Regions from separate parts of the Homo sapiens genome. Here region 1 is linked to region 2. Evidence: chromatin contacts called from ENCODE Hi-C data. All regions are on one chromosome and are shown on one strand. Each heading gives the region's core, a stretch centred on a gene start or an enhancer-like site at or near the end of the contact. The rest is flanking DNA. Distances are from core to core; before and after follow the strand shown.

What was found. Hi-C counts contacts between places; a loop is a spot of excess contacts on that map. Pooled maps may share reads with other maps.
Region 1: a loop to region 2 is called in a pooled map, with 5 times the contacts of the local background. The contact joins the promoter of NT5E here to the promoter of CEP162 in region 2. A Hi-C loop is called at or near these places in 9 of 50 pooled maps.

Annotation. Positions count from the first base shown.
Region 1 is chr6:85,443,978-85,451,582 of GRCh38, forward strand. It overlaps NT5E (5'-nucleotidase ecto), which reads left to right and starts at 6,106. Exons shown (of 9, transcript NM_002526.4): 1 at 6,106-6,501. The coding sequence starts at 6,163. RefSeq lists a silencer at 5,899-6,168.
Region 2 is chr6:84,225,790-84,232,519 of GRCh38, forward strand. It overlaps CEP162 (centrosomal protein 162), which reads right to left and starts at 1,854. Exons shown (of 27, transcript NM_014895.4): 1 at 1,791-1,854; 2 at 548-663. The coding sequence starts at 604. RefSeq lists enhancers at 1,267-1,767, 1,768-2,268, 2,170-2,329.

The DNA of each region.
Region 1 (7,605 bases), core at 4,856-7,355, 1.2 Mb after region 2:
ATATATTACTATATCACAAATTTTAAAAATATTTTGATAACTTTATTTCACTATACCTAGCTTTCCTTGTAATTCAACTTATTTCATTTTATGCATTTGAGAATATTATTCTAAAAAGGGCCCATAGGCTTCACTGGATTGTAAAAAGAGCCATTGCACAGAAAACCTAAGTACCTCTGAGCTCAAAAGGATGTGTTATCGTAGAAAACAGTATGGCCTGGCCACTCACAGTTTTTCTGAAAAGCAAGTTGGAATAGCAGTGAATCTTTGAAAGTGACAGCAATGTGCCCTTCAAGTGTTGGAATTATCATGGGCAATCTCATGAGATTGCTGACAATCTGAGTTTCTCATCATAGCAACTGGAAAACCACTTGCTGCTTGTTTTATAACAGATAACTTCATCATCTTATTAGCAGTGATTTAGGTTGGGAAGCTGCCTACATTCTTGTTTGTGACCCTGATGGGAGGTAACCTCAAATATCAAATTAGTCATTTCTCTAAGGATCCTGGTTCCCGTTAGTGGAAAATAATATTACTATAGTAGTGAGCATTAAGCTGTGTCATGGGGTCACATTGCTCTTGAGCTTTTTCTTTCTTTTTTTTTTTTCTTTTTGAGATGGAGTCTCACTCTGTTGCGCAGGCTGGAGTGCAGTGGCGCGATCTCAGCTCACTGCAACCTCTGCCTCCGGGGTTCAACCAATACCCTTACCTCAGCCTCCCAAATAGCTGGGATTACAGGCGCCCACCACCATGCCCAGCTAGTTTTTGTATTTTTACTAGAGATGGGGTTTCACCATATTGGTCAGGCTGGTCTCAAACTCCTGACCTCAGGTGATCCACCCGCCTCAGCCTCTCAAAGTGCTGGGATTACAGGCGTAAGCCACCGTGCCCAGCCACTCTTGGGCTACTTCAATGGAAGAGCTAAACCGTTTTTCTTATAAAGGAAGTAGTTTATATTGATATTTACAATCTAGCTGGAGCAGGTCCATGCTCCTACTAAAATTCTTAACTTCCTTTGAACTGAGTATCTTTTACTAATCCTCTTCCTGAAGAAAGTAATATAGTTGTTTATGCTTTTCCCATAATTTAAGTTAAAAAAAATACAATATCCATGGAAATATCAATTCTTAATATAGTTGAAAACTTTTCCTTTAATTCTTCTTGGTTTTAGAAGGTAGCTAATTTGGTGGGATCTAACAAAGTGATGTAATTTAATCCTTTGGACTCAGGATCCAGCAATATGGAACTACACAACAGAGTAGAAGGGGATTGGAAAGCAATAATGGTATTTTAAAAGTCATCTACCCAGGGACAGAGAGGATCTGCCCCAGGAAACTCCCAGGTCCTGCTGCCTATGGGAAGGAAGCATCCCACATGGAGGAGAGAGACTCAGACTCCATGTTGCTTCTGGGAATCTGGTGGGAGGGAGGAAGTCCACTGCGTGAAGGGACCAAGTTCTAATGGGGAAGGGGAGAAAGATTCTGCTTGTACTTCTGCTGTGAGCAGCTGAGTAGTAGATTGTGACAGAGAAGCCGCACATTGAACCTCTGTCGTCCCAGAGTGCTGGAGAAAGAGGCATGTCTGAGCTTAGATGTCAGAGTCAGTGACTGTGCAAGAGGCCAGTTTCCTCATCCCCTGTGCATTCTATGTGCAGCCTCTGAAAACATACATTCTGTGTCCTGGATTGACTCGAATCTAAACCACTCTTATTATTTGTGGCTTATTAAAGAGGCCAATATAGACTGATGGTCCTCCTATGGCCACAAAGAGATCACGGCAAAGTTGCAAGAAAGGATTCTGAGCTTTTGTAGCCTTCTCAGAAGTCCCCAGACCAAGAACTACTCCTTGGGCATAACAGGTGGCAGACAGCAAGAGGTAAACCTTTTGAGTGGACAGAGAGCCTTTATGTGAAATAGAGTTACAAATATAAAAAGACAAAAAAAAATCCTGCCCACTTGTGGAACTTTGAGCAATTAATTTAACATGTTGAAGCTCCATTTTATTACCCATAAAAGGAGAATGATATTGCAGCATTATCACAATAGTCAAGCTTTGGAATCCACCTAACTGTCCATCAATGGATGAATGGATAAAGCAAAAATGTGGAGAGTAGAATGGTGGTTACCAGGGGCTGCCTGAAGGGTTACTGGAGAGGCTGATCAAAGAATATAAAATTTCAGCTAGATAGGAAGAATAGATTCAAGAGATCTACTGTATAATTTGGTGACTATAGTTAATAACAATGTATTGCATACTTGAAAATCACTATGTGAGTAGATTTTAAGCGTTCTCACCACAGAAAAAGTGGGGGTGGGGAGCAGATAATAATATTTACCCTTCATGCTTTTGTGAAGACTTAACAATGTAACCTGAGTATTGGAATTCAATTGTGCTCAAAACCTGACTGCCACTTACTTGGACATGAATGATCTTAAGCAAATTATTCAGCCAGGTTAAATATCACATTAAGTTTTCTTACCAATAAGATGAAATATTAATAGTCATTTAACAGCATAATCCAAATGTGCCAGGATGCCTATGACAAGGTCCCTCTGTTTTCTTTCTTTTTTTTCTTTTTTGAGACAGAGTTTTGCTCTTGTTGCCCAGGCTGGAGTGCAACGGCGTGATCTCAGCTCACTGCAACCTCTGCCTCCAAGGGTTCAAGAGATTCTCCTGCCTCAGCCTCCCAAGTAGCTAGGACTCCAGGCGCCCGCCACCACACCTGGCTAATTTTGTGTATTTTTAGTAGACATGGGGTTTCACCATATTGGCCAGGCTGGTTTCAAACTCCTGACTTCAGGTCATCCACCCGCCTCGGCCTCCCGAAGTGCTGGGATTACAGGTGTGAGCCACCGCGCCTGGCCGGTCCCTGTTTTCACCCCGCATTCACCTAAAAGCAGGTCTCAGATTTTTAATTCAGCCCACCTAAATAAATCTATCTCAGCAAATTTAAAGAAAAATTGATATTTTATTAAAGACTTTGTGATAAGATATAAAATAGGTTCTCATCACAAAAGAAACTTAAATATATATTATCCATTAGATAGCTCCAGTGGTGTGCTGGTAAATGTTCAACAACTGACTCTTAAAGAAAAACGCATGCATTTATATACATACATATTTATTATAAATTTTTCTGATATAAAAGATTGTTACACACAATTTACTATTTGTAAATTTTACTATTGGTTCCTACAGACTGCTTTCATTGATTTTTGCAGAACTTTTGCAATCCATAGCCAACCTATGGTTCCGGCTGAACTGATTTGACAAATGGAGTTATATACCCATTTATTTTCTAATAAATCAATAACGTATTGTTATTGGATGTAATATGTAATCTATTATTAAAGTATTTGTCACCCTATTATATAATGAGTGTAGTACAGGCTATAGTCATTAAATTAAAACCTAGTTTTAGCACTAGATATATTGTTCATCAATGATGTGAGTGAGATTTTTCCTGAGTCAGAAAATAGTTTTCTAATATGTACTGAAATAATATTTTCTCAATTTGGGGGGCTATTCCCAATGTAATGGATATTAGCACCACACACTTTTAAGTTTATTCTGCATTATTTTGACATTTTCTTCATTACTTTCTTAAGTCTAATCAACTGATGAAACAATAAATAAAGCCCTGATTTGTATGTAAATTTTTGCCTGTATATTTTTCTTTCCTCATGGACTTGGGAAATTTTCTATGATCCTCATGGCTTTGCAGCTACTTACTGTATGCACCCTCACCTTGTTTGCAGCATTATCAGCTCCAGGACAGCCGAAATCCTTCTTGGTTCTTTCATACTATCGCCCACTGTGTCTAAAGTAGATTTTAAGTTAGTGTTACTTGAATTGCAAGTACTACTACCACTGAAGCAGCAACTCTGTTTCCATTGCTTGGGGAGAAGACCAAAAACACACATTAAACACCTGGAGAAAAAAAGTAAAACCACATTAAAGTGAGATTGTAGGAACTGACCAGAAATTTAGAAAAGAGAAAAACTCACTGCTGTGTGAAGAAGTCAAAGGAACTTCATGTTGACTTGAACAAGAAATTAAAGGAACCCCGGGCCTTGGCCTAAGGACAGACTGGAAATGGTGGTTTGGAGAGAAGAAATGAGGACAAAGGGAATGTGTGAGGAACAGTGGAAGGTAAAGTTGGCTGGATAAAATGAGACTTCAAAATGCCAGTTTGCGAAGCTTGAACTTGGTGCAATAAACAATCAAAGGCCATTTTAGATGTATATGAAAACAAATGGCATGGAAATGATATTGAAGCAGAAATCTGGTAGCATCCCCAGAACAGGAATTTCAGAAACTATTGCAGTGGCTTAGGTTTAAAAGACAAGAAACAACAAATGATCAGTTCCCCAGTGATCAGTGATAGGTCATGTTGATACCGTGTACCCACAGATACCAGGCAATGAGAAAGGCACATAATCTCTGTAGCATTCTTCCTAAACATCCACAGCTTCAGTCCAATCATGAGAAAACATCAGACAAACCCAAACTGAGGGATAGTATACAGAAACCAGTACTGTTCAAAAGTGTCAAGGTTTTTGAAGACAACTGACTGAGAAACTGTCACAGATTAGAGGAGGCTAAGAACACAGGAAAACTAACTGCAATATGGTATCCTGAATTGGGTCCTGGAATAGAAAACGGACATTAGTGGAACAGTTGGTGAAATTAAAATAAAATCAGTAACACAGTTAATAGTTTCGTATCACTGTTAAGTTTTTAGTTTCATTGGTTATATAAGCTGTTAACATAAGGCAATATGGGTGATGGGTATGTGGGAACTCCCTTTATTACCTTTGCAACTTTTCTGTAAGTCTAAAATCATTCTTTTTTTAAGTTAAAACAGCAAAACTACCAGTTCTTTTACCTGCTTCTAGCAGGTGCTCAAAGAGGGACAGAGCAAAACCTTGCAAAGCATGACATTAGAGGGTGTCCCAGAAGCAAGGGTCTTCTGTAGCCCCAGGCACTGCTGCTCCCAAACTGCATGGCCTTTCTTGGCAAATGATTTACAATCTCCGAACCTCAGGTCAATGTCTTAAAAACGGGCACAGAATGTCTTTTCAACAAATGGTACTAAGAAAACTGGATATCCACATGAAAAAGAGTAAATGTGGACTCATACCACATATGAAAATTAACTCAAAATGGATTAAAGGTCTAAGAGTTTAAATTATAAAACTCTTAGGAGAAAACATAGAGGAAAATCTTCCTAACATTGTATTTGGCTATGACTTCACTGCGACACCGAAAGCACACGCGACAAAATAAAAATAAAATAAAATAAAATAAGACCAGAAAAGCAAAGAAGGGCAGCATCCCTTCCCGTCCTGATAGCTGCCGGATTTTACCCCAATCGTGTTTCTGCTTCCAGGAGCTGTCCGCGCGTCGCCTCTGTTTTATCACTAAGGTTTTAATTGTGAATAAACAAGGAACTGGATTCGAATGATTTCTTAGTTTCTGAGATTTTTTTGTCTAAGCATCGTAGACTTCGTGCGTTCTCAACCCAACAGGAAGCGTCACATCTCAGTGAGCTTCGGCTCTCACAGCCCGAAACTGCAAGGAGCTCCTCTGCCCGGCCTCTCTTTACTCCTCCTCTCTGCCCCTCAGCTCGCTCATCTTTCTTCCCGCCCCCTCTCTTTTCCTTCTTTGGTTCTTTGAAGTGATGAGCTAGCGCAACCACAAACCATACATTCCTTTTGTAGAAAAACCCGTGCCTCGAATGAGGCGAGACTCAGAGAGGACCCAGGCGCGGGGCGGACCCCTCCAATTCCTTCCTCGCGCCCCCGAAAGAGCGGCGCACCAGCAGCCGAACTGCCGGCGCCCAGGCTCCCTGGTCCGGCCGGGATGCGGCCGGTACCCGCTCCCCGCCGGGAACAACCTCTCCACTCTTCCTGCAGGGAGCTGGTGCCAGCCGACAGCCGCGCCAGGGCCGCTCCGGGTACCAGGGTCGGATCGGGTGACGTCGCGAACTTGCGCCTGGCCGCCAAGCCGGCCTCCAGGCTGAAGAAGGACCCGCCCCGGCCTTGACCCGGGCCCCGCCCCTCCAGCCGGGGCACCGAGCCCCGGCCCTAGCTGCTCGCCCCTACTCGCCGGCACTCGCCCGGCTCGCCCGCTTTCGCACCCAGTTCACGCGCCACAGCTATGTGTCCCCGAGCCGCGCGGGCGCCCGCGACGCTACTCCTCGCCCTGGGCGCGGTGCTGTGGCCTGCGGCTGGCGCCTGGGAGCTTACGATTTTGCACACCAACGACGTGCACAGCCGGCTGGAGCAGACCAGCGAGGACTCCAGCAAGTGCGTCAACGCCAGCCGCTGCATGGGTGGCGTGGCTCGGCTCTTCACCAAGGTTCAGCAGATCCGCCGCGCCGAACCCAACGTGCTGCTGCTGGACGCCGGCGACCAGTACCAGGGCACTATCTGGTTCACCGTGTACAAGGGCGCCGAGGTGGCGCACTTCATGAACGCCCTGCGCTACGATGCCATGGTAAGACCCGAGCCCGCGCCCGGGATAGTAGTCCCGGACTGAGAGAGGAGCCGGGCTGGAAAAGCAGCGGATGGCAGAGTGTGGCAAGCCTAGGTCCAGGGCGCGGAGAGATGTGGGGATAAAGTGAGACTCCGGCCAGTGTGCCAGCTGGATGCATAGAAGTCCCTTGGACGATTCGTCTTAAACGGACGTTATTGCGCCCCCACTATGAGATGGGAGTATTTAGAGGAGCAGGACCCAGTCCTGCCTGCGAGGGGCTTAAGGTGGGGTGCGTAGAAGCACTGACAGTTATCCAGAGCTAGGGACTGAATCGGATCCCTCACGCAGCTCTCATTTACTGCTAGATCTTTCAAAGAATGCTTTATCTCAATCTAGATCTTTCGAAAAATGCTTTATCTCAATCTTATTGAAAGGGAAACCGCGTCGAAGAAGCTGAATAAATTAACAGGCACCATCCCCGCAAAAAGGGAGACGTGATAAGAATGGACACCAGATCTCTTTGACCCCGGAGCTTGAGAGTAATTAAGCTCACAGCTTTGGGGTAGATTCTCTGTTCAATTACCTTCTATGTGACCTTGAGCAAGTTATTTACTCTTTCTTGCCTCAGTTCTATCCTGTATAAAAATAAGGATTATAATTGTACATAGTGCACATAGTGTGGTCTCTATATTATTACCAGACACATAGTGTGGTGTCTATATATGTTGTTATTACCAGACACTATAATATAGGGTTAAGAAAAGGAAAGAAAGAAAGAAAGAGAAAGAAAGAAAGAAACTTCAGAGAGAGCCAAAATGTGGAAAGACTTGGGTTTCAAAGGATTTCAATAAAGTAGGTTTGGCGGCAGAGATTTAGGAAGAGTCCAACTTAAGAGATAATGGGCTCTTAAAACATGTGCAAAAGTTTAGTTCAAAGTCCCAAATGTTAGGTTAAAGGTAATGCCTTTTCTATTGCACTAAATTCTAGAAAGGGAGCAGAGGTGGTTGCACAGTAATAAATAAGTACAACCAAGATGTATATATGGTGGTTAAAAAAAAAATAAAACCACCACCCAAATTTAACCCTGTGTAAAAGCCTTGAGTAAAGGGATTCAGCAAGACTGTG
Region 2 (6,730 bases), core at 604-3,103:
AGAAGAAGCCTCTCTGAAGTGGTGATATTTAAGTTAAGATTTTCACCAGCCAGGTAAAGAGTAAGGGAGGAGCATTATTGGCAGAGGGAACAGTGAGTGCAAAGCTCCTAAGGTGAAATGAGCTTGCAATGTCTGGGAAAGAAAAAAGGCCACTGTGGAATAAATAAAGTGGGTGAAAGAGGGATATGAAGGCAGTGAGATATGTAAGAGTGAAATCATGAAAGGCTTTAAAACCATGGTAAGGAGGAGTTGTTTGTTTTTTTTTTTCTACATGTGATGGGAGACCAATAGAGTCTTTTACTGGGGAGGAACAGAGTCTGACTGCAGTGTGGTGAAAGGAATGCTGGACCATGAGTTGAGAACTGCTGCCATAGCCCAGTTGAGATGATGGCACTGAACTAGCAGTGGCAGAAAAGGGACAGGGCTAGAGGGATGATGGGAATTCAGAGTTTGGTGATGGACTAACTGTATCTTCGAGATGACAGAATTGAAGGATGAGTCTTTTGAGACAAATTTGACAATATAGCTTTTAAAAATATAAACTTACCTCTTTCATAAACTGTTCAAACTCTTCATCTAGCTCTTCTTGGGAACAGTTAGCCATAGTCAACAATTTTGACCTCCCAAAGTAAACATTCTAAAGTACCTCAAACATTGGAAACACTAAATGACAAGAGACATAAACATCTTTTGAGGAAATCCATCAGATCATGAACACGACCAGACTTAAACTTCGGACATTTGTTATGATTCAGTATATATGCACAATTTTTTTTAACCAGTAAGAGCTGGTCAAGAGATTCCTAATTCATTAAGCAAACTGATTTGGAAAAGCAGCTTTGACAGGATGTCTTGTACTCAACGTTCAGAATTATGTTTTCATCTGTTAACATCCAATTGTTAAAGAGTGGTCTCTACAATATTTCCCAAACCTATGTTTGTGTGCATGTGTTAATTAGTACCTCTCAAACACAAACCAGGTCCTCACAGGGAATCTTAAAAACTGTAAGTTAGCAAATCCAAAGGACTGTTTCTTTCTTGCAAAGCACACGACAGTTTGTGCTGCCTTATCACTCGGCTCGTTATTTTACCAATCCATAGTAATAGTTTCGTAAAGCAGACTGCATAGTTTCGTAAAGCAGACTGTATCCAGATACGGGGATGTTTCAAAATATACACAAATAGAATTTAGTAAGAATTAGTAATTTAGTCAAAATACTTAAAGAATACTTAAAGTTAATGGAGTACACAAATCAGTACTATGTTTCTTTTGAAGCGAGGGAAGACCGACAAAAATTATGTGCTGAACACAAGCAGAATCCAGTGATTTGCAACGGAAAGCGTTCCCCTAGACACCTAATGAACCCAACCTTGGGTCGACCCCCAGCTCCTGAACTCCCTAGAGCAGCTCAAATCCCAGCTTTCTTCTGTAGAGATGGGGGAGGGGAAGAGGGCTTGCAGACCCGGACAATACCCTCCCCATCGTGCAGAGTAACACCTCTTCCCCTCATTTGCACTTTCGATCAGTTCAGGGTAAGTGCGGTTAAGGTCTTGGCCTGAATAGCTTGGTCAGGGGTGAGCTCCACTAAAAGCTTCTCAAGCCTGGCTGCGACCCCGTCCCCAGAAGCGCGGGTTCGGGAATTGGAGGGAAGACAAAGACGCATTTGCCGTGGGCTCCGGGCGGAGAAGGGGAATGACCTGGAAAATTAAAGCCCTTCGCTCGAGTATGAAGCACGGCCTCGACCAGGGCGATTTGGGTGGGAAACCAGCGTTCACACCTTACCACCTACCTCTGCCTCTGAATTCCGCGCTTTCCCGGAAGGTCTGTGCGGGTCCACCAGTTGTCAGGGTAACAGACTTCAGCTGCCGGGTTCTGGAGTCACATGACCCGGGCTGGTCACGTGGGCCGTGGGTTTCCCAATGCCTTTACAAGCGAAGGTCGGAATAACCACGGCTGAGAAAGACACTCTAGTGGCTAAACCTTCGCTGCTGCAGTAAAATGCCTTTCCTTCCCTGGCTTTCTCTACGTTCCTTAGAAAAGGGGACAGCGGCAAACCGGTTACTGGAGAAGCGAGACGGAGGCTTCCAGCAGGCTTGGAGGGCGCGGTGGTTGTAGGCCAGCCCGTGGCTTTCTGGGAAATGTAGTTTAGCTCCCCTGGTCCTTGTGTTTCCGCACTCCGCATCGTCGCCTCCCGCCTTCCCCACACTTGTCATTCGAGCGCTCTGTTTTTCCAAGGGGCAATTTTGAAGAGATTGAATTTCTTGGATTTCTTTGGCCTGCAAAGACCTGTGTAGGCATTGTGAGAGAAACACAAACCTGTGAGGAAAAAAACTGTCGTTTAGATGGGGACTCTGTTCCACCACCTAGTGGGCAAGAAATCGAAAATACGCAAACAGCAAGATTCTTATTAAGTTATTGCTCCTCCCGCTACCCCTACTTTTCAAAACTGCATTCTTTACTGGCATTTCACAATTACTGACTTGGATTTTGTTTTCTATTTCTTTTCTTTTTTTCAAAGCATGCAACATTAGCTGGAGTTTCAGAGGACAACATTTAGCATAGTGTAAGTAAAATCTACAACAGCTGCAGGTTTTGCTGATGGTAGACTTAGTTCAGGACCTCATCTTTAGCTAGAACTGTTTATTCATCAAGTCTTTCTTGCAATACAAATATGTACAAACCAGGAGCTGTGGACTATGATGCAAATATGAATAATAAAAGAAATATCTTAAGCTACCATTTATTGAGAAGTTGACTTCCTGCCACCTTCTATCAAAGACTTACCTTCCCACATATGATCTAGAGCCTTTACCCATTCTTCTTCTCACTGATCTTGTTCCACTGGTCATTTCCCTTAATCCTGTATCTTCGACTTCTGGCTGGCTGTGGGATTTTTCCTAACAGCATTTGAACATGCCTTGAGATCCCCACCTAAAACATCACTTCTGACACATTCTCTTCATGCTATTATTTCCCAGTGGTTGAAATGATCTGTCTCCTCACCTTACTTGCCAATCTTTTCTGAGGAATTATTTCCACTTTACCTCCCTTTTGTCAGACCTTTTAATCCTGTCTCTGTGTGTGTAAGTGTACATATATGACAGCGCTTTATTTGATCTCCCAATACTATTTGATACACTTGTCTCCTCTCTTTCTTGGTTTTTCTTTCACATTTATAGCCTCCCCTCAAGGGTTTTCACTGTCTCTGTCTATCCTAGCTGACCTCTAAATGTTAGAATTTCTTTTCTTTTCTTCTTTTTCTTTTTTTCTTTTCTTTCTTTCTTTTTTTTTAATTTCTATTTTTTTGAGACGGAGTCTTGCTCTGTCACCCAGGCTGGAGTACAATAGTGCGATCTCGGCTCACTGCAACCTCCACCTCCTGGGTTCAACTGATTCTCCTGCCTCAGCCTCCCGAGTAACTGGGATTACAGGTGCCCACCACCACACCTGGCTAATTTTGTGTTTTTAGTAGAGACAGAGTTTCACCATGTTAGTCAGGCTAGTCTTGAACTCCTGATCTGCCCACCTTGGCCTCCCAAAGTGTTGGGATTACAGGTGTGAGCCACCGCGCCTGGCCAATGTTAGAATTTCTTAGGGCTTATTTCTGGACTCTTATTCTGTCACACTTCATGGTACTTCCATACACCTACTCATTCAAGACAGAAATCTGGGAGTTCCCTCTCTCCCATATTTTATTCGTCAAGACTTGTTGGTGCTACCTCCAAAATGTGTCTCTATTCTGTTCATTTTACATCTTAATTACTAATGATAGAGGCATCTTTTCCTCTTGTCTGAGCTGCTTCATTAGCCTTCTAACAAGTTTCTCTATTTCTACTCCTATCCTCGTCTAACCCATTGTCTACACAATAGAAAATGTGATAATTTGAAAATGTAAATCAGGTTACTCCATTGCTGAAAATCCTACAATGATTTCTCTCTGTATTTGTACTAAAATCCAAATATCTACAAGGACTTGCATGGTATGGTCGGCACTATTCTCTTCTACAGCCTCCTCTCACCCCCACTCACCAAGGCATGCAGAATTATTTGCAGCTCTGGTACAGAGTTCAGTCCTATTGAGGTTAGAATTGGAGCTTTGGTATAAGGAGTGGAAGATGAATGTTACTGTGTCTAAAGAGTGAATAATCATTTTGTCTCTATGCGTAAACCTACAAAACTTATGCTTATAGGATCCAAGAGTTTGTTATGCTGAATTGTGGAAGGGATGTCACTAAATTTTTGGTACTGAATTGAATTGTTATACATTTTTCAAAATAATAGTCATTAAAAGAATGATTAATATTTTTTGAGAGTTTACACTGTGCTGTATACTATTGTATTCATTTTTATAAAATGAATTGACCTCATGACCCATAATTTAAAACACCATTTAATACTAGCTCTCATCATAAATATATATCTAAAATGTCAATGAAATGGCTACTTTAGTAGTTAAATCACTCTGGGTAGCATCAAAGTTTCCTACTTTTAGATTCTCCATAATTGTTACAGGTTTCTCAATCATTATGTGTTTCTTTTTGTGTTTCCTAGAATGATATGAAATTTGATTTATATTTGGTGTTTATCCAGCTCTCTAGTGAGGTTCTAGAGGGGGAGACTGTACCTCAAGCCTTATATTGCCTTTTCTCGTAGCAAACAGTACAGTGTGAGAACTCGGTCAACACTGACAGTATAGTTGTAGCCAAGACCTGCAACGGTAATGGGGTGTAAACTTAGCACATTGTGGGAGTGGATTAAGGAGAAGAACTGAATCAGATACAGTTACATAATAGTTCCAGTTGCTTGCTTCTTTACCTCTAATTTTCAGAAGTGGGTATTCTCTTCACTTATGTGGATAATGAGGAAGACACTGAAGGAATCGTATCATTCTAGTCATAAGAAAATTAATGGTTTTTTTGTTATTGCCATCGTTATTTTGTTTGTCAAAGTCATTGTTGACTTCTGCTCATTTGTCCACATCTGACTGCTTTTGACTACTTAAAATTTTTCTTAATTGTTTTGTATATGAAATGTAGTAGTCAAAGTTTAAGCTATTGTTATAAGTTGTTCCCAAGAAAAAGAATAATAATTCATAGTAGAATATTGAGAAATTGTACAGTCATATTTACAAGTATTTAAATGTTTCTAAAATACAGGCAGATGCTCTTTCCCTAGGGTATGCAGAGCTGCCCATTTACAATTATATCATGAACTCATGGATGGTGATTTAGGTCATGAAATTGTTTTTAAAATAATTCTTTAATAATCCAGTAAATGGCCACTGAGGATGTCAGCAATTTGGCTATGCTTCTAAATAATACAGTTATCAACATGGTTTTATAATTATTATGGAAATGTAAAAACACAAAAATTGACGAATCAAGGAAAAACTCAGCCTATGAAGACCCTGTGAGGAGGAAAAGACAAACTAAAGACTAGGATGAAATATTTGCAAACCACATATCTGACAAAGGGCTGCTATCTAGAACATATAAAGAACACTAGCAAAATAGCAAAAGCAAAATACACAATTAGAAAATGGACAAAAGACACGAGTGGACATTTCACCAAAGGGGACATGAGAAAGGTATATGAAAATGGTGAATAAGCACATGAAAAGATGCTCAGCATCACCAAGATATTCCACATCATTAGGGAAATGCAAATTAGAACCACAATGAACTATCAACTGGGTGAGTGTAGATATGAAGAGGTAGCATAGGAAATCTTTGTAGTGATGGAATTGTTCTGTATCCTGATACAGTAGCAGTTATAACAAGCTACATGTTGATAAGATTGCATACAAATGCACACACACACCACACATATACAAGTGAGTGCATATAAAATTGGTGAAATCTAAATGACGCCTGTCCCATTTTCCCCAACTTTCTGTCAATCCGTTACTAGATAGAATAAGATCATAGGTTATATATATATGTTTCAGAATCCTTTCTTCTAGGAAAATCTTGTGAGAAGCACAATGTATAAAACAAAGCAGAGTTGCAATGGTTGGGAGGCAGGTGAAGGATGGTTTTGAGCTCTCTTTCTATGCTTTTTTATTGGTCTTGAAGGGACCTCCCTTGAGCTCCAGAGTGCTGTCTAAAACTGATATTTTAGATTATAATTCCGTAACCCAGATAATCACAAAATTTCTACATCTATTAATATATAATCAATGTAATACATACATGAATTCCCCAGCAAGTTAGAGAAATAAGTATAAATATGTGTTTTACGCATATATACAAAATTGTGATTTTTAGCACATCTAAAATATGGATTAAGCTCATCTGATTATTGACAAATTATTAGACTGGGTCTATGTGATAATGTTAGTCTAAAATTAAGTTTTTTTGTATTCACATACCTTAGATGATGGGGAGGTGATTGGATATAAGAAGAAAATATTAGAATTTATTTTCAATTTATTTTTATCTCAAACTTAATAAATTAAAGTTTGACTAATATTGCGGACTAATTGCTATAAATATATTAATTTATAAATAAATATTCATAAAGTGAGTGTGTTTGCCTCCAAATAGTTTTACTGACAGGGCTATATGGAACATTACTGATTTACTGAATGGAACTCTTAGAACACAGAATTACTTTATTAAAATATGTCGATAAGGTAGAAATTTGAAGTTGTGCTTATTATTTCTTAAGCTAAATGTTTTGGATTACAAATATCACTATTTTGTTGTATTAAGAAACCTAATGAAGAAA